3 separate regions of the Homo sapiens genome follow, and regions 1 and 2 are each linked to region 3. A link is a loop called in an ENCODE intact Hi-C map of the cell type or tissue named here. Cell type or tissue: lower leg skin. All regions are shown on one strand. Links, peaks and the distances in the headings refer to the core of each region. The heading gives the core; the rest is flanking DNA.

Evidence for each region. Peaks named below come from ENCODE experiments on the same cell type or tissue, not always from the same donor. Only the 100,000 strongest peaks of a DNase experiment are listed, where the experiment ranks them.
Region 1: it touches region 3 in a loop (4-fold over the local background); 2 of 110 quality-filtered maps call a loop at or near these places.
Region 2: a loop joins it to region 3, with 5 times the contacts of the local background. A loop is called at or near these places in 101 of 110 quality-filtered maps.

The regions. Positions count from the first base shown.
Region 1 is chr21:39,656,192-39,666,189 of GRCh38, forward strand. B3GALT5 (beta-1,3-galactosyltransferase 5) reads left to right here. Exons shown (of 4, transcript NM_001356336.2): 3 at 3,562-3,721; 4 at 4,369-9,998. The coding sequence starts at 4,369. The coding sequence ends at 5,301. Among named protein-coding and RNA genes, the nearest start is that of B3GALT5, 48 kb to the left of the region's middle. RefSeq lists a promoter at 962-1,483 and a cis regulatory region at 963-987. In lower leg skin, for the core only: no CTCF peak of the experiment used is centred there; DNase peaks (open chromatin) are centred at 4,610, 7,090, 7,710, 8,120 and 1 weaker place.
Region 2 is chr21:39,518,064-39,528,061 of GRCh38, forward strand. It overlaps the pseudogene JCADP1. Among named protein-coding and RNA genes, the nearest start is that of SH3BGR, 71 kb to the left of the region's middle. RefSeq lists an enhancer at 9,615-9,998. In lower leg skin, for the core only: no CTCF peak of the experiment used is centred there; no DNase peak of the experiment used is centred there.
Region 3 is chr21:39,707,494-39,717,491 of GRCh38, forward strand. LOC107985499 (a long non-coding RNA gene) reads right to left here. Exons shown (of 3, transcript XR_001755056.2): 3 at 3,620-3,701. It also overlaps a transcript of IGSF5 not described here. Among named protein-coding and RNA genes, the nearest start is that of IGSF5, 33 kb to the right of the region's middle. RefSeq lists an enhancer at 1-394. In lower leg skin, for the core only: no CTCF peak of the experiment used is centred there; DNase peaks (open chromatin) are centred at 2,578 and 5,002.

The DNA.
Region 1 (9,998 bases), core at 1,232-9,231, 51 kb before region 3:
GGGGTTGTTCAGACAGCAGGGACGTTGATGTTGTTCCTTCTGCGTTCCTGGTGATGCTGTTCTGTTCTCCCAAGGCCTATGCGGTGGTGAGAATCTCCAAGGATACAAGACAGTGATCTGGAGCGAGTGTCCTGAAAGCAGACTCTAGCACTCAGGACTGCCAACACCCTCCCCGGGTTTCCTTGGTCTGGAATTCCCATCCCCTGGTTCCACCTGTTACATCACACCTCCCCTTCAAGGACCAGTGCAGATGCCACGTCCTTCACGGGGCTCAGAATGCTCACCAGCTTCCTCTCCACCGAGGGCCACAGCCCCTGGAGACCCCTTGAGCTGAGTGCTTTGTCCTTGCATACTCTTTCTGGCCTCATAGTGGGGCTTGGCCATTGTCCCTTCACTCCAGATCTCTCCTTTCAGGTCCAGGAAGTGCATCTTGAACTTAACTTTCCAGACCCCCCCTTCAGTTTTCCAGTCCTTAGAGAGGTGGACTTCTGATTCCTTTGTCTCTGTGCCCTGTAGCCTCAGGTCAGGCTTAAGGCAAGGTCTCCTCACCTGGCCTGGGGAGAGTCCCAGGACGCTGCACGTGCCTGTGCGGGTAGGATGCTGATGCCCAGATTTCCCGTTAGAGAGCCTTTCCCTATCCTGACGGCTCTAGCTTTGTGTGTTACTTACTTGTTCCACTTTAATTCAAAATGTACCCAGCAACCAGCTTGTGCACAGTTCTCTGGGGTTTCAGGAGGGATGTAAGACATACCCCTTGCCCTTCAGGCACTATGGCCAGAAGGGGGGCAGTGACCTAGGCAGAGGGCGGGAGCCAGCAGATGGGATACACTCAGAGGAGCCTGCAGCAGGCAGAGGCAGAGGAGAAGGGAGGTCTACACGTTCTGCACTGTATTTATCTCCTTCAGTTCCAAGGTTCTCTCCTGGCATCTATATTGCTCATGAGTTACAGAGCAAAGCCTGGTGTGATGGTTACTTTTAGGTGTCAACTTGGCTGGATTAATAAATACCTAGAGAACTGGTAAAGCATTATTTCTGGGTGTGTTTGTGAAGGTGTTTCCAGAGGAGATTGGCTGTGAGTCAGTGGGCTGAGTGGGGAGGAGCTGCCCTCCATGTGGGCAGGCACCATCCATTGACTGGGCCCAGATAGAACAAGAAGGCAGAAGAAATGTGAATTCCTCTTTCTCTGCTGGAGCTGGGATATTCTTCTTCTCCTGCCCTTGGACATCAGAGCTGCAGGCTCTCTGGCCTTTGGACCCGAGGATTTATACCAAGCAGGTTTCTGGGTTCTCAGGCCTTTGGCCTTGGACTGATAGTTACACCATTGGCATATCTGGTTCTGAGGCTCTTGGTCTTGGACTGAGCCACACTCCTGGCATCCCAGCGTCTCCAGCTTGCATGGCCTGTCACGGTATTTCCCAACCTCCGTAATCACGCTAGCCAATTCTTCTAAGAAATTTCTTCTCATCTATCTGTCTGTCTATCTATCTATCTGTCTACCTACCGACTTACCTACCTACCTGCCTATCTATCTTTTGATTAATCTACCTATCAATCTTTCTATCTATCCATAACCTGTTGATTCGATCTCTCTAGAGAACCCTGACTAATACACCTGGAGTGCAGAATCTGCTGGAGAAACTGCCATTCCGTTATTGACTGGCTGGTCAGGCCATACAGCCTGGTGGTCTAGATGTGTTTGGAGGTAGGGCTTCTGTAGCACAGATAGTGCCTGTTCATGGCTCTGTCCCAGGTAAGGCAGAGCTAGCTTGTGCTGAGGGCTTCTGCTTTGCAGCTGGCCTGGGGTGGCTAGGATCTGGGGACACAGGCTGCCCTTTCCAGGCTCTGTCTGCTGGTGCTGCAGGTGCCCCTACCTCCTCCTTCAGTGGAAGGCTGGCCCCCAGGTCCTCTTTAGGCCCAATACAGACTCAGCCAAAGATGCAGATGTCTCATATATGAGGATTCTGAGCTGTGACTTCTGGTGGTAACTCCACTTTAGGCAGGAAAAATGTTCAACTGCCCATGAAAACAAATGACCCCGGGTCATTTGGGTTTGGCACCTGCTCTGCCAGTTGGGTTTGGCACCTGCTCTGCCTCCTGGGAAACAGTTTGGCCAATGCACTGCATGAGGTGAGCGCCCATCCCTGGGAATTTAGAGCCCTGTGAAGGGTCCTGAGGAGAGGCACATCAGAGAGAATGAGAATTTAAGGTTTACTGTTAAAGCAACCCATAGAAAAGGAGCAGAATTATTCAAGCAAGGAAACAAAGTAGAAAAATATCTTCTTTCCCTTGCACTTGGTTTTTATGTTTCTCTCTAAAATGTATTGTGGGGGAGAAAGCAGTCCCCCAACCCCCCTAATCAGCTGCATATCTTAGCCATGCAAATAAATAATGAAAGAGAGAAAGAAGGAGAGAAAGAGAAAGAAAAGTAAAGGAAGGAAGGAGAGAAGGAAGGAAAGAAAGAAAAGAAAGAAAGAAACTTTGCAGCATCCTGGAGCACCAGTTCAGACAAGTTCTGGTCTCCTGCTTGCCTTCTGCTGTGATTTCTCTGAAGTTGCTGGGGGCAGGAGCTGGGCAGGAACTCCCCAGGGGTGCCAAGCAGAGCAGGTAGTTGGCTAAGTTTGCCTCCAGGAAAGAAGTCCCTGGAGAGCGAGCTGGTTCTAGAAAGCTCCATTATTATATTCCTATTGCTTTTGGCGAATATATGTAGAACAGAATTTTGACAATGAAATTTTCAGGTGCTCTTTTGGCCATCAAAATAACCAGCTCTTGGCTGGGCACAGTGGCTTGCCCTTGTAATTCCAGTGTTTTGGGAGGCCAAGGCAGGGGACTGCGTGAGCCCAGGAGTTTGAGACTAGCCTGGGCAACATAGTGAAACCCCATCTCTACAAAAAATACAAAGTTAGAAGAGTATGGTGGCATGCGCCTGTGGTCACAGCTACTTGGGAAGCTGTGACCCAAGTCACAGGAGGATCGCTTGAGCCCAGGAGTTCAGGGCTGTAGTGAGCTATGATTGTGCTACTGTGCTCCAGCCTGGGAGACAGAGTGACATCAGGTCTCTGAAATATTAAAATTAAAAAGCCCAAACCAACTCTGCTTTTCACTCTTTCAGTTTCATTTCTTGCTGTCCTCTCTGTCCTCTCACCCAGGGTAACATTTTTAAAGTGCCGCTATTGTGTTAAGAATTGGATTTATTCTCTGTGTTAAATTCTCTCAGCATTAACTACAGACTCTGTTATGTAAATAAGGTAAATTATCAGGATGAGAAGTGAGACTCTAATTTATGAGTTTATCATGTCTCTTTAAAAAGCTGCTAGGTGCTATCCTAACTTATTAGGCTTGAAGGATTCTGGGGGATTGGCATATTGTTACTGTTGTGGACTTTGTTTGCCTTGATCATACCCATTTTACAGATGAGAAAAGTGAGGCTGGGATTGGGGCTCAAATGCGTGCTCAGAGTCACATAAGTAGGTTGGAAGGTGACGCTACAGACACGGTAAATTGTGAAGGCCTGCTGGTAAGGCACGAGTGATTTGAATGACACTCTTTTTTTTTTTTTCCTAGTGATTCCTGTCAGAATCACCATTTTTGGTAAACAAACCAAGCCCAGAACCTGATAATTATGGAGCATTCTACACTGACAGTTCTTTGAGACAAATTTCCTCTTGGCATTTACACTGTGGCTTTAGCTTTCAAACCAGAGGTTCCTCTTACCCAGCAAAAAGTGAGTTATACGCTTTCTTAATGTTATAACGTTACCATGGATGATCCTGAACTTGCCGAGGATAGCAGAGACGGGTGGGCAGAACAGGAAAGAATCAGATCAGAGACTGTAAAAAGTAACTTAAAAAAAAATAATTCTGGCAGAGACAGAATTTGAAGGTACTTGTGCACATCAGAACACTGGACTTGCTTTTTTCTGGGAGCAGGAATGCTGCTTAATTAGATCAGAGAAGAATGCAAGTGGTCCATACATTTAGATCTACAATGCGTGGTTTCCAGACCTGCAGCTTGTTTTGCTGCGCTTCATCATGGAGTCATAGAAGGGCAGAGCTGGAGGACCGAGTGAGGGACCTGGTGCCATATCCCTACAGACAGGCAATTGGAGACTCCCGTAGGTTAAGGGCTGCAGAGCCTGGACCAATGCCCAGAATCTCTGAGCTTTTTATCTTACACCATGAAGTGACAGATGCTGGCAGATGTTAGACCTTTGTGCTTAACTGTTTAACCACACAGCACCCGACTTCTGTATGCAGCGAGGTTCTAGAGTTTCCAAAACACGGGTCTCCTCTCCCACCTCAGCCTCCTAGCATAAAACTAGACACATCCTCATGCTTTTGAGGTCTAATCATTGGATTTTGTTCCTTTCAGATGGCTTTCCCGAAGATGAGATTGATGTATATTTGCCTTCTGGTTCTGGGGGCTCTTTGTTTGTATTTTAGCATGTACAGTCTAAATCCTTTCAAAGAACAGTCCTTTGTTTACAAGAAAGACGGGAACTTCCTTAAGCTCCCAGATACAGACTGCAGGCAGACACCTCCCTTCCTCGTCCTGCTGGTGACCTCATCCCACAAACAGTTGGCTGAGCGCATGGCCATCCGGCAGACGTGGGGGAAAGAGAGGATGGTGAAGGGAAAGCAGCTGAAGACATTCTTCCTCCTGGGGACCACCAGCAGTGCAGCGGAAACGAAAGAGGTGGACCAGGAGAGCCAGCGACACGGGGACATTATCCAGAAGGATTTCCTAGACGTCTATTACAATCTGACCCTGAAGACCATGATGGGCATAGAATGGGTCCATCGCTTTTGTCCTCAGGCGGCGTTTGTGATGAAAACAGACTCAGACATGTTCATCAATGTTGACTATCTGACTGAACTGCTTCTGAAGAAAAACAGAACAACCAGGTTTTTCACTGGCTTCTTGAAACTCAATGAGTTTCCCATCAGGCAGCCATTCAGCAAGTGGTTTGTCAGTAAATCTGAATATCCGTGGGACAGGTACCCACCATTCTGCTCCGGCACCGGCTACGTGTTTTCTGGCGACGTGGCGAGTCAGGTGTACAATGTCTCCAAGAGCGTCCCATACATTAAACTGGAAGACGTGTTTGTGGGGCTCTGCCTCGAAAGGCTGAACATCAGATTGGAGGAGCTCCACTCCCAGCCGACCTTTTTTCCAGGGGGCTTACGCTTCTCCGTATGCCTCTTCAGGAGGATCGTGGCCTGCCACTTCATCAAGCCTCGGACTCTCTTGGACTACTGGCAGGCTCTAGAGAATTCCCGGGGGGAAGATTGTCCGCCTGTCTGAGGGGAGCCCAGAGGCACATCCGGACAAGTTTCAGATAACCCGTGGGGATAGTTTTTGCTAGATTTTGGAAGAGGGGGCGGGACAGAGGATGCTGTTCTTCAGTGCTGAAATCCACGCCAGAATGTCGGTGTTCATGAAGTCACTGATTAGTTCCCACTTGGTGCCCCAGGCAATAATAGGCCCGTCTCTTGGGCACGCACACTCTTCATACTAAGTGTTTGACATACACCTGGATTTTTGCATTTCAGGGGTCAGTATCCTATGACATGATGGGTGTTACCATCCTAATTTTACAGGCAAGGACACAGCAGCTGCGAGAGGTACAGAAACTTGTCCCAAGGCTCACAGCCAGTAGGCATAGGAGCGGGAATGAAAATCGAGCACTGTCAGAATCTGGTGGGCAGCCCCTGACTTGAACCACTCCCACGTGCTGCCTCCCTTAGGAGGGGACACTGATGATGAGGTCTCGGAGCCGGCATCCTTCCATCCCTGTCGAGTCCCCTCCACCTCAGCTCCCAGTCCTTGTGCTTTTTGGAGCTAAGCCTGGGATGACCAAATTCACCCCAGCTCCTTCATTCACAGGGCTGGATGTAGCTGGGATTGAGTCCATGTTATCGGCTCGGTACTCAACACAACCCAAGTTTCATCCGAGGAAATGTCCCCGCAGTGGATGCAGCTCACATGCTGAGGAACACCCAGCTCTGGACAGAGTTCTTATAAATGTATAAATTAGGCTCAGAAACCACTGCATTCTGACCTGCTGTACAGACTGCCCACACTGCTGACCTGCCTAGCGAGCAGGACATCCCTTCTGAGCCATCTGCTGCTCTCTCATTTCATCACCCCAACTGTCCCTTGTTTTTGATCAATGGGGACCAGCCACTGCCCCAGGAGCACTTTAGGGCTCTCAGTTCAAACTGAAGGACAGTTGAACTCAGATGGGGTTCATGTGGGATTCTGGGAGCTTTCTGGGAATTCAGTTGGAGTCAAGTCAGGATGCTCTCAAGGACCCCTCGGGCTCAGAGCCCTAAAGTGGGCCCTGGTGAAGCAGGGTGGTCCTGCGTCCACTTCCCAAGCCTGAGCCAAGCTCATCTTCATTGAATGTCTCATTTGGCCGAGGAACAACTGAACTTTGTGGTTTGCTGTTTAGCCTTCAGTTTGCTCCGCTGCCTCCTACCCAGAGGTTTGTGCGAGCCTGTGTTGCAGGGTTGTATAAAACCAAGGTACTTCGTTAGTTTTGCCCATTCAGCCATGGTCACGTGACATGCAAAGTAATCTTGCTCCTAATTATAGAAATGATTTTTCTTTTAATTTTTTACTTTACCAGACTTTACTTTGTACTCAGAGAAGAGGCCTCACATGGCTGTGTCACATATAAATGTTGGACTAAACTCTTACTTGAACTCAGGAAAAGTTACTTGCTGCAAAATGGTTTTGACCATGTTCAATTGCAAAAGTACGTCTGATATCCTATTTTGCATACCATTTCTTGTGTTTGGATTAAGCTGCTTCTTTGTAGATGTGTTTCCTCATCCTGGCTGCTCTGAACGCACTGGGTCATGTTCAGAAAAGCCTCCTTCTCAGGTGGAAAAAATCAGGGACTGAGCTTGTCTTTTGAAGCCCAAATTTAAGAGCCACGCCTCTCGGTTCCATAGGATGGGCCGCCTCTCATTCTGAAGATGACTGTGCTTTGAGGGAGAAGTCGTCTGTTTGGCAGTAGGCCTGCGTCTGTGTTTCGTGGTCTACCTTGTCAGGTGTGTGTCTGTGTGGCCACTGGTCTCAGTCGGCGAGGCCGGTCCAGCTGCTGCCTCTGTGTGACTGGCTTTGGGTCTGGCCTTCACAGCATCAGCTCACAGCCCACAGCTCCAGGGACAAATGAGGACAGGCGTGGGCTCTCCCTACTGCTTCTGTGTGTTCTTAAAGGATTTTCTTTGAGACCCATTGTTTCCCCTCCCCTCCCCTCCCCTCCCATCCCCTTCCCTCTTCTTTTCTTTTCTTTTTTTCTGACAGGGTCTCACCCTGTCACCCAAGCTGGAGCGTAGTGGCCTGATCTCGCTGCAGCCTTGAACTCAACGAGCCTCAAACGAGCCTCCTGCCTCAGCCAGTGGGTAGTTGGGATTACAGGTGTGTATTTCTTTATACAATGAATAATTCTTTTTCTTGAGGAAAAAACATTATTTCATGAATCTAGAACTTGAAGGAACCTTAGAGCTCATTCAATCCTGCCTCCTCTTTTATGTGGGATGCAAACGAGGCTCAGAGAGACGTAACAACTTGCCCAGGACCTTCCCAGCTTGTTTGTTGCAGAAGGAGGGTTCCAGCTCAGCGTGGGTTTCCTGGTGCTGTCTTGTCTGGATGTGAGAGTGAGAAACAATGTGAAAGCATGAGTGAGGAGGCCAAGCAGTGCTTCCCCAGGAACACCCAGCGCTAGCTCCAGAGTGGGAATGGAGAGGTCCAGGTTGGCCGGGCCGGGGCTTCACCGCAGGCACCCAGAGAGGAAGGATTCCGATGGGCAGGTGCTGAGCTAGGGGCTGTGTAGGTATTGCCTCATCTACATGCTCTCAATGAGTTTTCCGGGGGCAGAGACCTGCAGTTGCTCAGGTTTACAGATTAGGAAACTGAGGCAGAGAGAGAGAGGGTGAACAACTCATTCAAGGTTACATAGGTGAAAAGTGGTGGAAACGGGGTGACCCTAAGCTGCCCTGTGGCCTCCCCAGCCACCTGCTGACGGAGCTGTGGGAGCACATTGCATTGGCTGCTCCCACTGCCTCTCTGGGGTGCCTCCTCAGACTCCCCCAACCATACACGCCTACACCCAGCCCCCAAACCTCCGTACTCTGCCTTCTACTGTGACTGTGGCAGAAGCCACTTGGCCCCCGTGGTGCCAGAACCCCTGGTATTGGACTGACTCCAGCTCTTCTTCCACAGCTCCTGATGTGGCCTCACTCTCGTCCTACCACCTGCTGTCCCCTCTGCTGGATCACCCCATTAGCACACAGACACGCTGCCATTTTCCACCTGACCAGAAATGGCCACCACCTTCCCCGACCCCTTCCCTGACCCCCTTCCCCGTCCCGCTGCCCCATCCTGTTGCGTTTCTGGTGGAACCCCGCACGAGAGTTTTACTTGTCTGTTGCCTCGTCCTAATCCTTCCCTTCTTTCCCAAATGCCGTCTCATCAGACTTCTGCACCCCCACTCCACCCACATGGCCCTTCTCAGGGCACCCACCACCCCCTGTGGCTGGGTCCTGTGGGCAGTTCTTGTTCTCCTCCTGCTTGACGTGGCGAGTCCTCATCACCAGCTTCCAGGACACCGGGTGCTCTTGGTCTCCCTCCTCCTTGCTGCTCGCCTTTTCCATCTCCCCTGCTTGCTCCTTCTCTTTGCTCTGACAGTGTCGTGCTGGAGGATCCTGGGCTCTGCGTGGGGCCCCCTTTCTTCCCTGGTTATACCCAGTCCTCCGAGGGGCCCACCTTGTCTCATGGCTTTAAATATGTTGATGATGTTTCCATTTATCTCCAGCCTAGAACTCTTTCTTGCTCTTCAATCCACTGCCTACCTGATTTCCCATAGTGAACAATCCAACACTGACCTTCTGGTTAACTGCCCCACATCCAGCCCATCTGCAGCCATTCCCGTCTCAGGTAATGGCCACTCCATCTTCCTGCAGCTCAAGTGGGAAGCCCTGGAGCCATTCCGACTCCTCTCCCATCTGGTGCATCAGGAAAGACTGTGGGAACTACCTTCAAATTCTCTCCAGGAGCCAACCACCTCCTGCCCCTCCACTGCGACCACCCTTGTTCAAGCCTGCATTGCCTCTCACCTGCATTCGTGCAGCTACCTCCAGACCCTCCCTCAGCTTCCATTATTGCATCCTTTGGTCTCTTCCCAGCAGCATCCAGAGTGATCCTTTGAAAATCTCATTTCTCTGCTCAAAACCCTCCTGAGGTTTCCCATCACCAAGGATATTAAGGATAAAAACCACATCCTTCATACCATTGTCTACCTGTGATTCCCTAATCGTGTCCCTTTGCTCACTCCCTCTGGCCTCTTGCTGTTCCCTGAACAGCAGTCTGTTCCAGCCACAGCAGCCCCTTTGCCCTATGTGCCCATCCCCGTCAGCCTTGGCACTGGCTGTCCTCTCTGCTGGGAGTGCCCTTTCTTCAGATGCTCTCATGCTTCGCTTCTTTGCCTTGTTGACATTTGGTCAATGTCACCTTCTCAGTGAGGCCTACCCTGACCTCCCTGTAGGAAAATGCAACTCACCTCACTCCCATGCCCCGTACCTTATATTGTTTTCCTTGCACTTACCAATTTCTAACAAAGCATGTAATATCTGTTTATTATAACATATCTATATTTTATGGTTTATGTTTCACGCAACTTGAATGTAACCTTTGTGTGGGCCGTGGGTCTTTCTCTGTTTCCTTCACTGACGCACCTTGGATTCTTAGCATGGTCCCAGCACATAGTAGATGCTCAATAAACATTTGTTGAGTGGAACTGAATGTATTGGTATGGTAGGTGGGTTTTAGAAGGGAATGGGTGAACCAGGACTGAAAAAAAAGAAATATTTTTCAAAGTAAGCCAACACTGTGGTTTCACTTGAGTCAGTAAGTAGGAAATGGGTGCGACTCTGTGACCTGAAAACCTAGAAATGCTCCACAGCCATGCTCTTCACCCCTTTTCTTCCAAAACG
Region 2 (9,998 bases), core at 652-8,651, 190 kb before region 3:
AATGTTTTCTTTCAAAACTCATTTACCCGGGCCAGGTGTGGTGACTTATGCCTGTAATCCCAGCACTTTGGAAGGCCGAGGTGGGTGGATTGCCTGAGCCCAGGAGTTCAAGACCAACCTGGGCAACATAGCAAGACCCCATCCCTACAAAAAATACAAAAATCAGCCAGGCATGGTTGCGTGTGCTTGTAGTTCCAGCTACTCGGGAGGCCAAAGTGGGAGGATTGCTTGAGCCAGCACTCTAGCCCAGCCCATTGATCACGCTACTGCTCTCCAGCCCGAGTGACAGAGCAAGACCCTTTCTCAAAAACAAAACAAAACAAAACAAAAAAACCGCACCTCATTTAACTGTTAACACCTGTGCAAGCACGGCAAGTAGGTGTGAAGGGCCTGGTACATTGTAATAACAGAGAATGGCCATTAGGTGGCGATAAAAGACAAGCTTCTTGCTATGGTGTCGCTGCCCCCGAGGTCCCCTGGCTGTGAACCCGAGTCAGGGTACTGCTAGTTGACATTAGAAGGTGGGAAGAGGTATTTGTCAACCAGATGGAGGAAAATAGACAAAAACTCTACTTATAATTAATTTGTGAATTAATTAGTGTATCATTTATAAAGCTTTTATCCAAGATAACTTTATTTTGGGCCAAATGTGCATTTATTGTTTGAATGCACATCCTTGCATTATACAAAAGGAGCCTAAATTCAGTCAACAACTGATTGCATGTTGACAATTTTGATAAAGATACGGGGTCTTTTAGCCTCTAATGGGGTTCTATCTTATCAAATAAGTAAAAACAGAACTCTGATTATTGAAGGGGTTGATTATCCTTTTCTTTCGCAAGACTTTTAGTTCGAATAGAACATATGTCCAAATATTTGGAAATATATTCACGATCCTAACAAAGGCATTCCTTTCACAGTTGTCTAGGTTACTTGGCTTTTTCACTACTTTGTTTTGGAAGGACTTTCTTGGAAGTAGTAAAACTGAGTTGGGAAATCTTTAAAATGTATCAGTGCATCTGGCTGTTTTCCAAATCAGAAGTCAGGAGATTGTTCAATGATGCGGAAATGTACTCAGGTGTGGAAGATTCCAGTTGGGGAGGGGCTCAGGTGGACAGGTGTGAGTAGCATAGAGGGGGCGTGGAGTGGGGGCTTAACCTGGGGGGCTCCTGGTTCCAGTCCGGCATTCTGTAGATTTAGCACCCGGATCTTGTCAGGGGAGGTGAGAGAAACCTCCGAGGCAGACTCCCATGAATCAAGCTCACAGTCTAGGCTTACAATCAGGGTGTGGGCTTTCCTATTATTTTTATTCACTAACACTAACGGAGTGCCTGCTATGAGCCGGGCTCTGTATTAAAGGCTTCGTGTGTTGCCACAGTAACCCGATGAGGTGGATACCATCTTTATCTGGCAAGGAGGAAACTGAGGCACCGGGTTTCAATTCAGTACTTCGGCAATGGCTGAACCGAAGCTGAGATATACCTGTGTCCCACTCCAAAGCCACGAACAGCCTTCCCAACAAGCCCTTTCCTCTCGGTCCTGGACCACAGTACGGTTCCTCTACGGTGCCTGGCTGGCCGTGGGCAGTGTGCGCCTTGGCCCCAGAGCGCCTCCTCCGCCTGGCTTTGGTCCTCGCATTCTGTCTTCAGACTCGATGCCGTTCGGGCCCTGGTGCAAGGTGCCTTGCCCTTCTCACTTACTATCCACCTATTTTGTTTTCTTAGTTGCACCATCAGAGGTCTATTCCATTACCTTCATCTTCCAGTTCTTTGGGCCGCTAGCTGTGGCCGCCACCACCAGCGCCAGTTACAGAGGGAACTGGGTCACTGTCCACCCACAGGGTTCTAGAAATTGGTCAGTGGCCTCAGATCCGAAGTTTCAGGTTGCAGAGAGAAAATACTAAAACTGCCACCTGCCTTTTCCAGCCTGGTTGTCCTTGGATATATCTTGCCCACTGATGCGGAAGGACACACACACACCAATAACTCATTTGGTTCTGAGCTATCAACTGCCACGCAGTGATGTGCCAGAGTTGCAACCAGCCCCACATGGTATTTTTAGCTGAGAGAACAACTCCTTCTAGTTGAGGATGGTTTAATGAGTGCGTCTTAATCCCATGACATGAATTTTAGTTCGTTTTGTAGCAGGTCAGGTTTCTCTGTAGTCCCTGCTTTTTAAAAAATTATTTTTAATTTTAAATTAAAAATTTTGTGGGTACATAGGTGTATATATTTATGGGTTATATGAGATATTTTGGTACAAGCATGCATTTTGTTTTTTTGGGAAAGTTTTTATTTCTCCTTCATGTTTGAAGGATATTTCCACTGCATGTACTATTCTGGGGTAAGTATTTTCCCTTCAGCACTTCAAATATGCCATGTCACTTTCTCCTGGCTTGTAAGGTTTCTACTGAAAAGTCTGTTGGAGGTCCATTGTACGTTATTTGTTTCTTTTATCTTGCTGCTTTTAAGATCTTTTCTTTATCCTTGACCTTTGGGAATTTGACTATAAATGCCTCGAGGTAGTCTTCTTTGGGTTAAATCTGCTTAGTGTTCTATAACTGCCTTGTACTTGGATATTGATACCTTTCTCTAGGTATGGGAAACTCTGTTACCTTCCCTTTGAATAAACTTTCTGTCCCTACCTTTTTCTCTACCTCCTCTTTAAGGCTAATAACTATTAGGTTTACCCCTTTAGGCTACTTTCTAGATCCTGTAGGATTGCTTCATTGTTCTTTATTCTTTTTTCTTCTCTGTGTATTTTCTTATTTTTGATGCACTTTTTGTTTCAATAATTTTTGGGGTACAGGTAGTTTTTGTTTACATAGATACGTTCTTTAGTGGTGATTTGTGAGATTCTAGTGCACCTGTCACCCAAGCAGTGTACCTAATATGTAGGCTTTTATCCCTCAACCCCCTCCCAAACATCCCCTCAATCCCTTAAATTTCATTATATCATTGTTATGCCTTTGTGTCCTCACAGCTTAGTGCTCCCTTATAAGTGAGAACACATGATATTTGGTTTTTGATTCCCGAGTTACTTCACTTAGAATAATGGCCTCCAGCTCCATCTAAGTTTGCTGCAAATGACATTATTTCATTCCTTTTTATGGATGAGTAGTGTTCCGTGGTTGTATATATACCACATTTTCTTTATCCACTTGTTGGTTGATGGGCACTTAGGTTAGTTCTATATCTTTGCAATTGTGAATTGTGCTGCTATAAACATGCATGCGCATGTGTCCATTTCATACAATAAGTTCTTTTCCTTTGGGTAGATACCCAGTAGTGGGATTGCTGGGTCAAATGGTAGTTCTATGTATGTAGTCTGGAGATTCTTTTAAGAATCTCCATTCAGTTTTCCATAGTGATTGCACTATTTTACATTCCTACTGGTGGTGTAAAAGTGTTCACCATATCTATACCAACATCTATTGTTTTTTGACTTTTTCATTATGGCCATTCTTGCAGCAGTAATGTAGCATCTCATTGTGGTTTTAACTTGCATTTCCCTGCATTCGTGATGTTGAGCATTTTTTTTGTATGTTTGTTGGCTGTTTGTCTTCTTTTGAGAAATGTCTATTCATGTCCTTTCCCACTTTTTGATGGGTTATTTGTTCTTTTCTTGATGATTTGTTTGAGTTCCTTCACCAGTTATACTAGGTATGGCCATTTTACATAATCCCATATTTCTTGGAGATTTTGTTCATTTATTTTGATTCTGATTGGGTTAATTCAAAAGCCTTGTCTTCAGGCTCTGAAATTCTTTCTTCTACTTGTTCTAGTCTATTCTTAAAACTTTTCACTGCATTTTGTATTTCCCTAAGTGTGTCTTTAATTTCCAGGAGTTCTAATTGGTTTTTCTTTATGATACCCATCTTTCTGGAAAATTTTTCATTCATATCCTGAATTTTAAAAAATTCCTTTATTTTGTTTTTCACCTTTCTCTGGTATCTCCTTGAGTAGCTTAATAATCAATCTTCTGAATTCTGTGTCTGCTATTTCAAGGATTTTAGATTGGTTTGAATTCATTGCTAGGGAGCTAGTGTGATCTTTTGGGGTGTTATTGAACCCTATTCTGTCATATTACCAGAATTAATTCTCTGGTTCTTTCTCATTTGGGTAGACTATTTTTTCAAATTGTTCTTGAATGTATTTGACTGTATTTTTTTCTTTAATTTCTTTTTTTTTTTCTCTTAAGGGTCTGACTTCAATGTTTATAGTTTATTATAGCCTAATTTGATTCTTGGTGATTTTAGGGGGGAAGACTCCGTATGAGTTCCTTAGTTATAGAGAGTCTTTGTGTGCTGGCTTTCCCAGATGTTGGCTGTAGTATTTATGTACTTGGTGTATGGGCAAGTTCACTGTCTCCTACATGGTTGGAATAGCAAGGATCTCTTGAAGCTTATCTCATTCTCCCATTGTGAACAGTTTTTAAATGTATTTGATTTTTCCCCAGCATTTTATTTACTGAGTTGATGATTTAGGCTTCAGGCCAGTAGAGGAGGTAACCCTGGGTAGACACCAGTTGTAGCTAAAACAGGTAGGTAGCTGTAATACCCAGTGGTGGGCGCAGGTTCCAGCCTTGATGAAGGTGTCTGAGGGAGCTCTCAATTAGATGTCTAAGGTTTTATCAGGGTAAAGGGTGGGAGCTACCTCAGCTCCCCTGCCAGGCCAGCAGGAAAACTACTTACCTCCCAGCTTCACTCCTGTCCCAGTGTTCTGGCTATTCAGATCAGACAAGCACTTCTTTTCATCTGTAGGAATGTTGATGTTCCAAGTAGAGAGGGGTTGTGACTCTGCCTCCCACGCAAGCCTAAATCTGAGGAGTGCTCCTCCTGTGGGGATGCTATCACCCTGAATTGTACCAGAAGGCTGACCATAGGTGCATCCATGCTGCATACCCATGAGAGAAGCACCAGCTGTGTCTGCAATGGTGTACCAGAGAAGAACAAGAACCCCTTTTCCAAGACCCTTCATGTACAGACAGGCTGCCTGCCTACTGGGGCAGACTTTCCCTACTGTCCCTAGCAATGCAATTGTATCTCTGAAACTTCCCATTAGTGGATAGATCTGGGACTCAAGACCTGCTGTTTAGATTCTTTCATCTGGGTATTCTTCCCTTTGATGTTGTATTCCTCCTCTTCCCTAAAAATGGGAATTCCTGAGAACCATACTATAGGGATTGTTATTGCTCTCCTGGGTCTAGCCACCCAGTGGGGCTACCAGATTCCAGGCTGGTGTTAGGAAATGTCTACAAGGGATCCAGTAATGTGACCTGTCTTCAAGTCTCCCATCTGTAGATACCAGCACCAGCTCTGATGGAGGTGGCAGGGGAGCAATGTGGATTCTGTGAGATTCCTTGGTTGTAGATAGGCTTAGTGTGTTGGCTTTCTTGAATGCTGGTTATAATTGTAGTGAACTTGTCATGTGGATAGACTCAAGACCTCTGGTTAGCCAGGGTGCTGTATGCAGAGGTGATAGCTGAGGTCACATGACTGTTTTCTCCTTCCTGGGCACAGTGTTATTCTACTCAGAAGTGCTACAATGGACTGTGTTGGTTGGCCTCCATCCAGGAGGTGGTGATTGCCAAAGAGCACTAGCTGTGGTAGTAACAGTGGGATTTGAGCTTGCCCTAAGTTGCCCTGGGAAAGTATTCTGGTTTCTCAGGCAATGGGTGAGGCTATAAAACTCCCCAAAATTTATGTCCTTTGTGTAAAGCTACTAGAGTGGGTGGAGGGGCACAACCAGGTTGGGGCAGGGTTAGGCAGGTCTGCACTCTGACTCTCCTTGAGCAGGGTTAGTGACAGCTCCCGCAAGGGTTGGGGAAATTTTTTTCATGCTGCTTGGGTAATGTTCTGGAGAGGAGCATAACTGCCTCTGCTGCACAGGACAGTTTGCAAAGGGAGTGGGGAAAAGTGGGTAGCAGTAAGTCTCATGCAGCTCCCATGCATTTGGCAAGGCTGATCTCACTCCTGCAGTACTCTGCTAACAGTGCTGGGTTAGATCCAGGCAGTCTGTGCACAGAGCTGCGCCAGGCCATCAGCTTCCCTGCACAGATAGCAATCTTGGCTTTCAGGTCACACTGTTCCCCATCTGCCCACAAGGCTGGGTACCCAGCTCCTGAGGGTAGTGTCTGTAGAGCACTTGCCATTCACCCCTCCCTAGATTCTGCTCAAGGGAATTTGTCCCCACCTGAGATTATATTATAAAATTCAGTTGAAAACTTCTTAATTCAGTTGAAAGCTTCTTTTAAGTTGTGACCCCTCCCTGAGTTCGTTGGCTGACTTCTCTGAGGACCCCTGTGGGATATAATCAGGAATGGCTTCCCCCAGTTCATGCTGGAGACTGGGAATGCCTGCAAGGCACTTCCTGCTGCTGCTTCCACTTTTATCTTTCATGTCACTCCCTGAGTCTGTTCCAGCTCTGGGTAGAGTTAAGACCTTCTCCCATGGCCTGGATTTTCAGATTCCATGGTGGGTGTGTGTGCTCTGGAGGCAGACTCTCCCCCTCTCACACTCCGGGGACTTAAACAGTTTCTTACTTGTCTCATAGGGTAGGCTGCAGCCTGCCACTTCTTTCAAAGGTCTGTGGATTCTTTTGGTTTTCTTGTTAAGTTCCTGCTTTGATTCTTGGAAAAAAAAAATTCATTGTGAATCTCTACACAGTATTCTTTCCTTCCAAATATGAGAGACACACTAACACTGCCTCCGATCTGCCATCTTGGAAAAAAACCTGACTGTGTATTTGCAAATAGCCTGTCTTCAAGCTCACTGATTCCTTATTCTGCTTGATCAATTCTGCTATTAAAAAACTCTGATGAGGCTGGGCATGGTGGCTCACGCCTGTAATCCCAGTACTCTGGGAGGCCGAGGTGGGCGGATCACGAGATCAGGAGATCGAGACCATCCTGGCTAACACAGTGAAACCCCATCTCTACTAAAAATATAAAAAATTAGCTGGGCATGGTGGCAGGCACCTGTAGTCCCAGCTACTCAGGAGGCTGAGGCAGGAAAATGGCATGAACCTGAGAGGTGGAGCTTGCAGTGAGCCAAGATCACTGCACTGCACTCTAGCCTGGGAGACAGAGCAACACTCTGTCTCAAAAAAATAGAACAAAACTCTGATGAATTCTTCAGTATGCCAATTGCATTAGAAGTCTACCTAGTATTCTATTGTACTGCAGCCAAGCTGGCACTCAAATCATTAGACACAGTCTCTCCCGTTTCAACAGGCAGAGGAGCCTCAGTCACATGGCCACTATTGCCACAGGCCCACGAGGAGTACTGCCAGGCTCCTGCCAACGTTCACTTAAGGCCCAAGGGCTCTTCAGTCAGTTTGTGGCTCTTCAGTCAGATTCTGGTTAGGCCCCAGGAACTAGAGTCTTTTTAAAAGCTCCCCCAGCCTGCTGCCTTGAAGGATGCTGAAGTCCCTGCACTTGCTAACACCAACAGCCCAGGGGAGCTGGGTCCTGCCTCCACCAGCATTCCAGTGGTGGAGCTTCAATGAGGCTGGGCACCATGTACAGTGCCGAAGACCTCCTGATCACTCATGGGTACAAACTGTTGAGAGACCTCCCAGCACCACGCAGGGATAACCCTGAGGGATGCCAGCCAGCAAAGACAAGGATGCGAGTGGTCTGTGGCCTGCTGAATAGGCATGAGGATGGCCCTGCGGCCTTTGCACATCATAAGACACCTGCTGGGAAAGGGCGTGGGAGTGACTCTGAAAGCTGCCGCGCCACACTGAGAGGCCACGGGGATCCCCAGAGCACTTCTGCTTCTAGAACCTCTGAGGCAGGGCTTCATAATCAACCAACCCCAGACTGTTAATGACCAAGCCAACTGGAGAAGAGGAGCGCGGGAAGTCAGCAGCCTGCTGGGTCCGAGGGACCCAGAAGACCTGCAGGAATGACCCAAGCCCACAGTCCGCCCGTCCACATGAGGCAGCGTCCATAGGAAGTCAGAGGAAGGGCAGAGGATGTGACGAATAAGACAACTTGGGGCCGGGTGCAGTGGCTCACTTCTGTAATCCCAGCACTTTGGGAGGCTGAGAGGGGTGGATCACTTGAGGTCAGGAGTTCGAGACCAGCCTGGCCAACATGATGAAACCCCGTCTCTACTAAAAGTACAAAAATTAGCCTGGTGTGGTGGTGGGAGCCTGTAATCCCAGCTACTTGGGAGACTGAGGCAGGAGGATCGCTTGAACTCAGAAGGCAGGGGTTTGAGCTGAGAACACACCACTGCACTCAGCCTGGGCAACAGAGAGAAACTCGGTCTCAAATAAATAGATAAATAAGAAGGCAGCTTGGGAAGAAGAATTGAGAATGTTGGGTCCTGCCAAGTGGCTGAACGTCTGCAACCAGCCAAGGAAATTCAGGTGGCGGGTGTCTGATGGTGATGGGAAGAAATTATTTCAAGATCTGTTACTGTTCATTCAAGGAGAACACGTGTCGAATTCTCAAAACAAAGAGAAATCCCAATTATTGCCTAGAACTCTCCCCTCTCCCACCCCCATAGCCCTCCGACCCACAGCCTGAATTGCACAGAAATTTCCATTCCATTAAATGACAGACATTTACCTAAAATGTCACAGTATTCTCCCAATTATGCAACAAATTTGAAATTCACAAGTGACCCTGAGAAGGGTGGCTCCTTGGCCTCTTTTCCTCAGCCTAAGTTTGGGAGACCCCTCAAGCCCCCATCTGACGGCTTGCACCACCAGTCCCATAGGGAGTAGAAAGTGGTGACTATCAGGACAGCCAGCAGCGGATCCATAAGTCCCCAGGCATGAGCTCTGCATGTCTGACTTTGGATTGGAGCCTCCAGTAGGTACCTCCACCATCACACAGGTCACCCCCCAGCACATCCCAAGCCCCTACTTGGAAGACACAGTGCTCACTCATATGTGGCATTCACGGTCAGCAGCAGCCTCCAACTGAGAAGGCCGGGCTGGTGGTCGGCTTCCTTGTGGCCCCCTTGGAACTGGGCCCTGCAAACACCCTCTTACCTCAGGGCTCCCTCCACACCTCCAATCTGCCACTGCCCATGACAGCTTCATTCAGTACATTCCCTTTGATGACCCAAGGATATGACATATCAAACCAGCTCAACCCCAGGGTTTCTTTGAGGACACAAGGTTTGGTGATGAATCTTATAACTCCAGTCCTGTCACTGACCAAGAGCCAGCTCATGGAAAAATGCTGATGGTGCCATTTGGAATCCACAGAGCCTGATAGCCTTGTCAGGGAATAAGAGAGGCCCGGCCTTGGCTGATCCTAGCCCCTTGTGGCCATGGGTCCAGCTTCCCAGAAATAGAGAAAATGGTGGCTTTCCTGACCAAAGAGACAGCTGTGTCATGAGAGGATGGCAGCCTGACGTGAGGGGCAGCCCTCACAGACACGCAGAAAGCCAAGTTTCTTCCCCAAGCCCACAGGGCGAGGGCACTCATGAAACTCAAACCAAACTCAAAAAGTTTGAAACTGGGATTCGGACCAAGAAAAGTTCAAAGAAGTAAATGAAAACCAAACAAAAAACAAGACTGTATTTTGTTTGATTTTCATCCCTGTGAAATCAGAATCACAGCTGCCAGATACAGGTACGGACAACAATGACTTAAATCTGAGTGGGTCTGATGAGAGCACAGCTCTGCAACCACAGAGTCTGCTGAGCATGTCCTCCAGCGACCTGGGGCTGCAGGCTGTCACAGGAAGCATGGGTGGGAGAATGGAGCTCCAGAAACAAGATCTGGGGGTGGGGATCAGAAGAAGATAAAGCAATCAATGACCTTGGATTCATTTACCTTACAAAGCACAGTGAACTCCAGCATTCTGGCTCTTGGCCAGGGCACCAGTACAGAGATCAGCAAACACAAACCAGTTTCCCCAAAGAATCCCAAAGCTCGCAGCTCCTTCCTGTTGCAAAGCTGGGAGGGTCTAGTGTGTCCCTGACTCCAAAATGTTTGGACCCTGCTGCCTCCGAAGCTCAGATGCACACGGCA
Region 3 (9,998 bases), core at 1,298-9,297:
CAGGCTCCTTTCCTCCCCACAGCCTAATGGCCTGCTATTAGCTTTACAAAAGTGATTGAGTTCTGGGCAAGGCTTCTTATCATTTAAATGATAGCCTAAATGTCTTTCAAAGTTAGCTCAGCCCAGTAGCCCAGGAATAATTAAGGGAAAGGCAAGATGGGTGGTGGGTTAGCTCAGCTCACTGTTATAATTGCTCTCCTGATATAATTTTTGCAAAGGCAGTTTCAGGACTATTTAGGGGGGATGGAGGGGAGCAAGGGCTCAAAAGCAATCAGCTGCTATGCTCACTACCTGGGTGATAGGATTTGTGCCCCAAATGTCAGCATCACACAATATACCCATATAACAAACCTGCACATGTACCCCCTGCACCTAAAATAAAAGTTGAAATTTTTTTTTTTTGAAAAGGACAGTCTTTGTCATAAACTTCCTGGGGCTCAAATCCAAGCTTTGCCTTCTACTGTGTGACTTCGTGCAAGTTATTTCATTTATTTGGGCCTTAAATTCCTCATCTCTAACATAAGGATAAAATAACATTACCTATGTGTTATAAAACCATTGAGCAAAGTAAAAAAAAAAATAATCAGAAAGTGCTTCTAGGAGGCTTGCATAGACTAAAAACTCCACAAATGTTAGCTATTATATTGTGAGTGGTGAGCAAAAACGACTTCAGTTTTATGTAAAGTGTCTGAATTTTATACCGTGAGACTGTATTTTCAATGTATTATAAGTGTAATTAATAATAATAATTTTAAAAATAAATAGATAAAGTAACAGAAGTAGAAATGCAGATGACTCTGTCAAGAAGTTTAAAGAAAAGAAGGGGAAGAAAGGCAGCTCAGGGAAAAGAAGTGAAACATCTCCATTTAAACATAATGTGCTTCACACGTGTTCACAAGTCTGCACTGTGGGTTTAAGTTCTAAGCTCAATACCAGCTAGTTGAGTAACATCAACCCTTAAAACTCACTGCTTTACTGATAATGCAAATGACCTGGAGAGACATAAAATAGGAGCAGAAGTTTACCTTAAAAATCACAAATTGATGTCCATGTCTTAAGAGAAATTTATCAACATAACTAGAAAGCAGTTGAAGCCAAGAACTAAAGTGCCCTGTGAAAAAAATAAAGCATGATTTGCACAGTTCCCAGGTTCAGAATACATGGGCAAGCTAGATGGCAAGACCAGGGAAAACTCTGGTGGACACTAAATTAATTGCTGGCTGGCCACGCTTCTATGACACCAAGAGATATATCTAAGCCCCTACCACACATCCACCTGCAGTGCCAACAGAGGATGCTGGGTGGCAGGTGGGGTTCGTAGCTAATGCTGAAATTTGCATCACTTTAAGACACCAGTGTCATCATAGCCCAGTGTCATCATAAGTGCACATTTAGAATTGAGGTGTATTCACTCCTGCATTCTAACGTAGAAAAGGTCCACTTCCCATCTGGTGTCTGTGGCCAGATGGAGGTGTAGGGTCTTAGGAAAGCAATATGTCTTGAAATATTCATAATGAAATAATGTCAATTGAAATAAACCACATCAACAAAACCTAGTAGCTGACCCTACTCTTTGGTTTTCAGTCTTTAAAAATTCAGAAGGGAAATGCATCTAAGCAATTCCAATGCACCCAGTTTCCCCATTTACTAGTTGAGTAATGTAAAGGAAACAACTTGACTTTTCTAAGCTTATCTATTAATACAAAACAATGCAATGAGCGTTGCCAGGCCCTAAATATTGGGAGCACTTGCCTTGGGCCAGAAGCTCAGCATGGGGTCATGGCTTACACATGGTGAGTCCTGGCTACTCCACAGGGTGGCTGACTTCCTTCCTTGTCTCTTCCATCTACACAACCTGTGAGGAGGAAGTCACTTGACCAAATGAAAAATCTAAAACTAGGAAGCCTAAAAGTGTGGTTCAAATCTCACAGTTTACTATGTTTATCACGTTTACTCTGGCAGAGCTCATCAGCTTGAAAACCTCGTTTCTTTACCAGGGAATCCACTCTGGGGAAGCAACAGTCCAAGATGTTACTGGAAAGGAGTCCCAATCCAGATCCCAAGAGAAGGTTCTTGGATCTCGTGCAAGAAGGAATTCAGGGCGAGTCCATGCAGTAAAGTGAAAGGGGCTGCTGGTTGCCCATGTTTATGGTTATTTCTTGATGATATGCCAAACAAGGGGTGCATTATTCATGCCTCCCCATTTTAGACCATATAGGATAACTTTTTGACGTTGCCATGACATTTGTAAACTGTCATGGTGCTGATGGGAGTGTAGCAGTGAGGACGACCAGAGGTCTCTTCCGTTGCCATCTTGGTTTTGGTGGGTTTGGCCAGCTTCTTTACTGCAACCTCTTTTATCAGCAAGGTTGTTATGACCTATATCTTCTGCTGACCTCCTATGTCATCCTGTGACTAAGAATGGCTTAACCTCCGGGGAATGCAGCCCAGTAGGTCTCATCCTTATTTTACCCAGCTTCTATTCAAGATGGAGGTGCTCTGCTTCAAACTCCTCTGACAAAACCATCAGAAACCAGAGAGAAGGCAGACGCCTCAAGGTGACGCTGGCCAAGACCCAGACAGGCATCATGTGTCCCAGTGGAGACTGGCTCGTGATGACACCTGAGCCACAGACGATCCCTCTCACACCTAGATGCTATCTAAGGCCGATGGCAACCGGATGCCACCCTGAGCATGAGGTAGGAGGCAATTAACCCCTGGTTGGCTGAATTGACCCAGAGAACGGAGTTGACCTTCAGTTATCAATGTTGAACATTCTTCTAAGAAGACGTGAGGAGAGCTTGAGATAGAAATTAAATTCAGACATACTCAGCATGTAAAAATAAGGGATGTTCCATCTGTTGCCCACCCGAGGATAATGGATTGACACTTCAGGGACTTTAGCAATATGCCAGGCACTGTGCTAAGTAACTGACACTGATTAGACCGTTTAATAATTACAACTGAATGGGTGGTTAATGATTGTTATTTCATTGTTTTAGATGAGAAGCTCAGAAAAGTCAAGTAGCTTCGTTAAGATTGCACAACTAGTAAATGAGGGAATCGGGAGTGCTGGGATTTTTAAGGTGCATTTCCCTTCTGAATGGCTGAAAACTGCAAAGTAGAGTCAGTTAGACATCCAGCTATCAGCTTTATGCATTGGGTCCTATGGTAGAGAGAATGTATCTCAGGTCTGAGCCTGAACTTTCACCCTCATGCTCCTTCATAGCCCCATGTCTCCAGAGTCTGGGCTTCAGACATTGCCCTGGGTCAGGATTCCCAGGAAACAGACTCTGAGATGGAGATGTGCATGCAGGTGGTGACTGGGAATGGCTCTGAGGAACAGCCCCTGTGTGGGAGGGAGGGAGCAGGATGCCGCAGGAGAAATTAAAGTGCAATAGGGATGCAACTGAGGCCTCAGCTGATCTCACGGAGAGCTTTGAAGCTTGGGTGGCATTTCAGAGATGCCTTGAATTAAAGTTTTGGGACTGGGTCTTTGTATCCTAGCATCACTGGATGCAGTCACTGGATGCAGGCTACCCCTGGCGTCTGAGGAATGCGCACCCTGAACTGAGGGCAGGAGTTGGCCAACATACCACAGAACCACTGCAGTCCACCTGCAGCATTCCGCCACGTTCCAGAAGCTCGCTTGATGTGGGCAGAGCTCGTCTGGGACTTGGTTGGTCTCTTCCTGGATAAACCTACAATGGAAAGGTTATTGAGACAAACTGATGTCTCTGTGCTGAAGTGATCTTGGGACAATGACAGATACTCATGACCTCCCGCATCTACTACCCAGTCTTGATTCTCCTCACCCCCAGCTAGCACTGCTAGACTTAGACTTTGATGGTCCAGGGTGGGGGCTGCCCAGACTCTCATCCCTCGGGGTCTCCTTCCTCTGCTCACCATACCTTCCTTGGTTCACGACTGAGGTGCCCTCCATTTGTTATCAATATTCAGTCAGCAAGGACTAATAAACACCTCCGTGGATCATGTGGGTGCTGAAGGTGTTCTTCCTTCCTTCCATGTGCAACGGCAGGCTCTTTTTTTTTTTTTTTTGAGACGGGTCTCACTCTGTCGCCAGGCTGGAGTGCAGTGGTGCGATCTCTCGGCTCACTGGAACTTCCACCTCCCGGATTCAAGCGATTCTCCTGTCTCAGTCTCCCGAGTAGCTGGGACTTTAGGTGCGCCCCACCATGCCCAGCTGATTTTTGTATTTTTAGTAGAGGCAGAGTTTCACCATGTTGGCCAAGATGGTCTCGATCTCTCGACCTTGTGATCTGCCCACCTCAGTCTCCCAAAGTGCTGAGATTACAGGCGTGAGCCACTGCACCCCACCAGAAGCCTCTTTTTTAATGATTAGGGCCAATTAATCCTTTCAGATGGTGACACCTTTTCTTGCTGCTGGTTGTATGGCAAAAGAAGCCTGAAGTGTCAGGGAGGCAGTCCCAGCTTAATGTGTAATGAGACTCTCGCTGTGTCCCTTAGTGGGAAAAGTCCCCCTCTGGGGAGCTGCAACGATGGGAAGCACAGTTCTCTAAGTGAGCCACTGGGAGCAATCATAAGTAGGGCAGCACTCCTTCCAGCCACTGAATCCCATACTCATGGTAGACCTTCTGGGGACACAATACCATGCCTTTGTTATTGATTTCAAGAGAATATTGCATCTTGGAGTGTAGTGCCCCATCCTTGCAGGAGATTATCTCCAAGCTGTATCCTCAAAGGGTAGCTTCTTTGAGCTATCAGGACAGAAGCTCCAGGGCAGTGCGGGATGTGATAGGACTGGTGAACCCATGCTCACTTGCACGCTGTCAAACTTCTTTTGCTGTGAAGCGGGTCCCTGGGTCCAAAGGCAAGTCGTGCAGGATTCACGTGGGTGGACCAGACGTTTTGTAAACCCTCGGATAGTGATGGTGCCTGAAGTTCTGTGGAAAGGAAAGCCAAACTCCCACCAGGATATGAGTTAATTCCTGTCAAGCAGAATCATTCCCTTCCAGACTGGCTGGTTGGTCTCTGAGTGATTGTGCCATACTGGGGGCTCAGGGTTGTTCTCTGTGGCTTGCAGGTTGGGTATTTAGTAGCTAGATCAGCCTTGGTGAGTTGGAGACCATGCTGTTGGGTCCATGCATAGCCTCCTTCCCTGTCACCACAGCTGCTTCGTTCATGGGTTCATTGGGCCACTACTGGAGTGAGCAGTGAGTGAGGAGGGCTGAACCTCGGCTGGCTGAGTCATTCTCCCTCCTTGTTGTTTGATGTCTCTTCCACGGTGAATGCTGTCTTGGGGAAACTAACATAGAACATGACCATCTTTATGTTTAATGCTCATCCTGACAGGACCATTCACAGGCCTCCTTGTCCCAAACTTTGAATTTTTCTTCTTGTAAGTCACTCAACAACCAGCCAAGCCATTCACCACTGCCAGTGAATCTATATGTGTTTTAACCTCGGGCCACTTTTGTTTCCGCTCCAAGTAGATGACATTGGGAAGAAGTCCCTCATTACGTCTTTCAGGGGCACCCTGAATTATCAGGGGCTGTAGTGCAGGAATAGTCCATTTTCAGCTAGTACCATGTAGCAAGTTTACCCATCTGCCATCTGTGAACCAAGCATTTCCCTCCCTGCTCAGCAGGTAAAAAGGGACAAGCCCCTTTCCCTGCCACCGTGTGGTCACAGGAGTTAACTGAAGGGAAAGCACTGGTTAGAAGTGGTGGATGACAGGCAGGGCTGGGTGTGGGAGAGTGTCTCGGACACCTGCCACTGCAACTTACAAGTGCCTTCTGGCCCTACTGGTGCTCCATCATGAGAATTATTTGCAGATTGCTTGTCTGACCTTATGAGTTAGGGGGTCCTGACCTGAACCCAGGTCATGGTGGGCTGGCTGCATGGTCCTTGTTGCCATGGTTAGGTAGCAGGACAAAGCTTTTTTCAAATAGTGCATATTTTTCTGCTGCTAATGATGTGAGCTTGCTCTAGACCTAAGGGTCTGTGCTGTGATTCTCCTGTTGAGACTTGTCTTAACTGCCACCTGGTGTCTTTTCCCACTAGGGCCTGCCGGGCTGTATGGGCCCAACAGCAGGGACACTTGCACCTCAGCCTGGACCTGCTGCCCTGCTCTTCCTTCTCTGGGTCTCATGCAAAACTGGCATCTTTCATGTCGCAGGATAAGTGTGTTTCAGCAATGTTCCCAAGGGTGGGAAATGCTGCCTCCAGAATCCAGAGAAGTCTGCTGGGCCTTGTGCTTCCTTCTTAAAGGTGGGAGGTGTAAGGTGCAATAATTTTATGTTTTACTTTAGAGGGAATGTCCCAGCAAGCCCCAGACCACTGGATCCTTACAAACATACTGATCTATGGGGTTCCTGATCTTCATAGGGTTTCTCTCTTATCTTTCTTCCCACCTCCTGGCAACATACTTGTTGCATTTTGTTCATTCAGCCTTAATGTGTCCACATAGTGGACCAACATGATGCACTGTGGAATGTCCACAAGGTCCCGGTCTTTTCAGCCTGTATCCTGACAGAGAGCTGGAGAATTAACATCGCCCTGGGAAGAGCTGTGAATGAGTACTGCTATCCATCCCACGTGAGCGCGAGCTGCTCCTACTCCTCTCTGCTGATAAAGAGGAGAAACCGCATTCATCGGTTGCTTGGCTGTGTGCCTTGTCTATGGTCACTGGCTCTAGAAAAAGTTCTACATGGGCTCAGCAGCTGTGCTTGGGACTACACTTAGGTGAGTTTGCAGTACTTCACTTTCACCTTCTAAGATGTCTGTGGCTTGGAAGCAGCCTGATTAGTGAATGAAAAAGGGATATGATGGAATCCATTGGCCTTGCTTCCCTTGCATCTACTGTTTCCCTTGGGATACAATATTGTTTTTGATTTACTGTCTTGGCCTGAAGGCAAACATAAGTTTTTGCTTGGCTTACCCCACTGTGATAGCTCTTACTCTGCAGAACAAGGAATCTATACATGGTGTATTTGTTTACTAGGGCTGACATAATAAGTATCACACACTGGGTGGCTTAAACATAAGAAATGTATTGTCTCAGTCCTGGAGGCCAGAAGCCTGAGGGCTGGCTCCTCTGAGGTCACAAGAGGAGATCTACTCCAGGCTCTCCCACAGCTTCTGCTGGTTGCTGCAGCTGCTGGTGAGCTTTGGCTTATAGAAGCATCACTGGGGTCTGTGCCTTCTTCTTCACGTGGTATCCTTCTTGTGTGTGTGTGTCTGTGTGTAAATTTCTGTTTTATAAGGACACCAGGCACATGGGTTAGGGCTCACCCTAGTGACCTTATCTTAACTCATTACATCTGCAATGACCCTTTTTTCAAATAAGTTCACATTCTGAGGTACTGAACATCAGGACTCCGATATATAATTTTGTTTGGGGGAAGACTCAATTCAGCCCATAACTTGTGGGTTCTACCAACTGTCAAGTGTGCCCACCCCAATTACACATGGTGGATGGGGAAGCACCCACTGGGTGAGTCTACGGGCCTGATGGGCCTGGGCCAGGACTCTTCCTTCCTTCCTTCCTTCCTTTTTTCTCCCTTTCCTTTCCTTTTCTTTCTTTCGTTCTTTCTTTCTTTTCTTTCTTTCTCATCTCCCTTCCCTTCTCTTCCTTTCTTTCTTTTCTTTTCTTTCTTTTGATATGAAGTCTCACTCTGTCACCCAGGCTGGAATGCAGTGGCGTCATCTCAGCTAACTGCAAACTCCACCTCCCTGGCTCAGGTGATCCTCCTGCCTCAGCCTTGCAAGTAGCTGGGACTACAGGTGCATGCCACCATGCCCAGCTAATTTTTTGTATTTTTAGTAGAGATGGGGTTTCACCATGTTGCTCAGGCTGGTCTTGGACTCCTGGGCTCAAGTAATCCTCCTGCCTCAAGCTCCCAAAGTGATGGGATTGTGGGTATGAGCCACCATGACCAGCCCAGTTAATAATTTCTTATGCTATAAAGGCCTCTTTCTAAATGTAAATACATGCTTTTGTTTTCATCTGAGCCATAGCATTCCAACTTAGTTTTAGTCCAAGTTATGGAGGTCCACGTATTTATTTTCTTAATAATCATCTCTAGCACTCCTTCATTCCTTCATCCATTTATTTTCCATTGAGTGCTTATCCATGACAGGTAGTGTCCTAGATTCTGAGGATACGTTGTAAACAAATAAGAAAATAGATCCTTGCTCTTGTATAGTACACAGAGTGTTATGGCTAATTTTAGCTTGGATTATGGAAGTATAAATACAATTTCATTTTATGCAAGAAGAAAATATGGCTGGAAGATGATCATTCACGGGCTTTATAATTAGCATAATTTACAGTCTTCTTCCAACTTTAGGGTGAGAATTCACCGGATTACTGAGTTACCCAACCTCACTGAATCAAATGAAATGTGGGTGTGTGTGGGGGGGTGGCTGGGGAGGGAACCAACCCGGGGATGTTATTAAAGTAAAATTTTATAGGAAGTCTTTCTCATTCAGTATATCACCCTGCAGTGCCACCTGGCGGTTACAATGAAGGAAACCATTTCAATCCACACTGATAATTGTAGGAACCTGGAAACTGTGGGGGCTCCCATGCACTCATTTCCCAAGAGGGTGTCAGGAGGGTCGTGCACTAGAGCCCGCAGTGAGTACCTGTCTCAGTGCTTAGTTGCACCACTGCGGAGGAGGCATCATCCAGCCTGAAAGTGCCCTCCCTCATGACTCGTCCCTCCCCTAATACAAACACCGCACAGGTGGGGTCCAACCATAAGTCCCCACCCCTTACCACAGCTTAGACTCATTTGTTTGTGTGATTTATTTTATTTTCATTTTGTTACTAGCCACTCTAAAAACGAGAATTTTTTTTTCTTTTTTTAAAAAAATTTATTTTAGGTTTGGGGGTACATGTGAAGGTTTTTTACGTAGATAAACACGTGTCATGGGGGCTTGTTGTACCTATTTTTACATCACCCAGATATTAAGCCCAGTACCCAATAGTTATCTTTTCTGCTCCTCTCTCTCCTCCCACCCTCTCCGCTCAAGCAGACCCCACTGTCTGCTGTTTCCTTCTTTGTGTTCGTAAGTTCTTATCATTTAGCTCCCGCTTGTAAGTGAGAAAATGCAGTATTTGGTTTTCTGTTCCTGCATTAGTTTGCTAAGGATGATAGCCTCCAGCTCCATCTGTGTTCCAGCGAAACACATGATCTTGTTCTTCTTTATGGTTGCATAATATTCTATGGTGTATATGTACCACATTTTCTTTATCCAGTCTGTCACTGATGGGCATTTAGGTTGATTCTATGTCTTTGCTATGGTGAACAGTGCTGCAATGAACATTTATGTGCATGCGTCTTTATGGCAGAATTATTTATATTCCTCTGGGTATTTACCCATTAATGGGATTGCTTGGTCAAATGCTAGTTCTGCTTTTAGCTTTTTGAGGAATCACCACACTGCTTTTCACAATGGTTGAACTAATTTACACTCCCACTAACAGTGTATAAGAATTCCCTTTTCTCTGCAACCTAGCCATTATCTGTTATTTTTTTGACTTTTTAGTAATAGCCATTCTGACTTGTGTGAGATGGTATCTCACTGTGGTTTTGATTTGTATTTCTCTCATGATCAGTGATATTGAGCTTTTTTTCATATGCTTCTTGGACGCATGTATGTCTTCTGTTGAGAAGTGTCTGTTTATGTCTTATGCCCACTTTTTAATAGGATTGTTTTTCTCTTGTAAATTTAAGTTCCTTACAGATGCTGGATATTAGACCTTTGTCAGATGCATAGTTTGCAAATAGTTTTTCCCATTTTGCAGGCTGTATGTTTACTCTGTTGATAGTTTCTTTTGCTGTGCAGAAGGTCTTAAGTTTAATTAGATACCATTTGTCAATTTTTGCATTTGTTGTGATTGCTTTTGGTGTCTTTGTCATGAAATCTGCCTGTTCCTAGGTCCAAGATGGTATTGCCTAGGTTGTCTTCCAAGGTTCTTATAGTTTTGGGTTTTACATTTAAGTCTT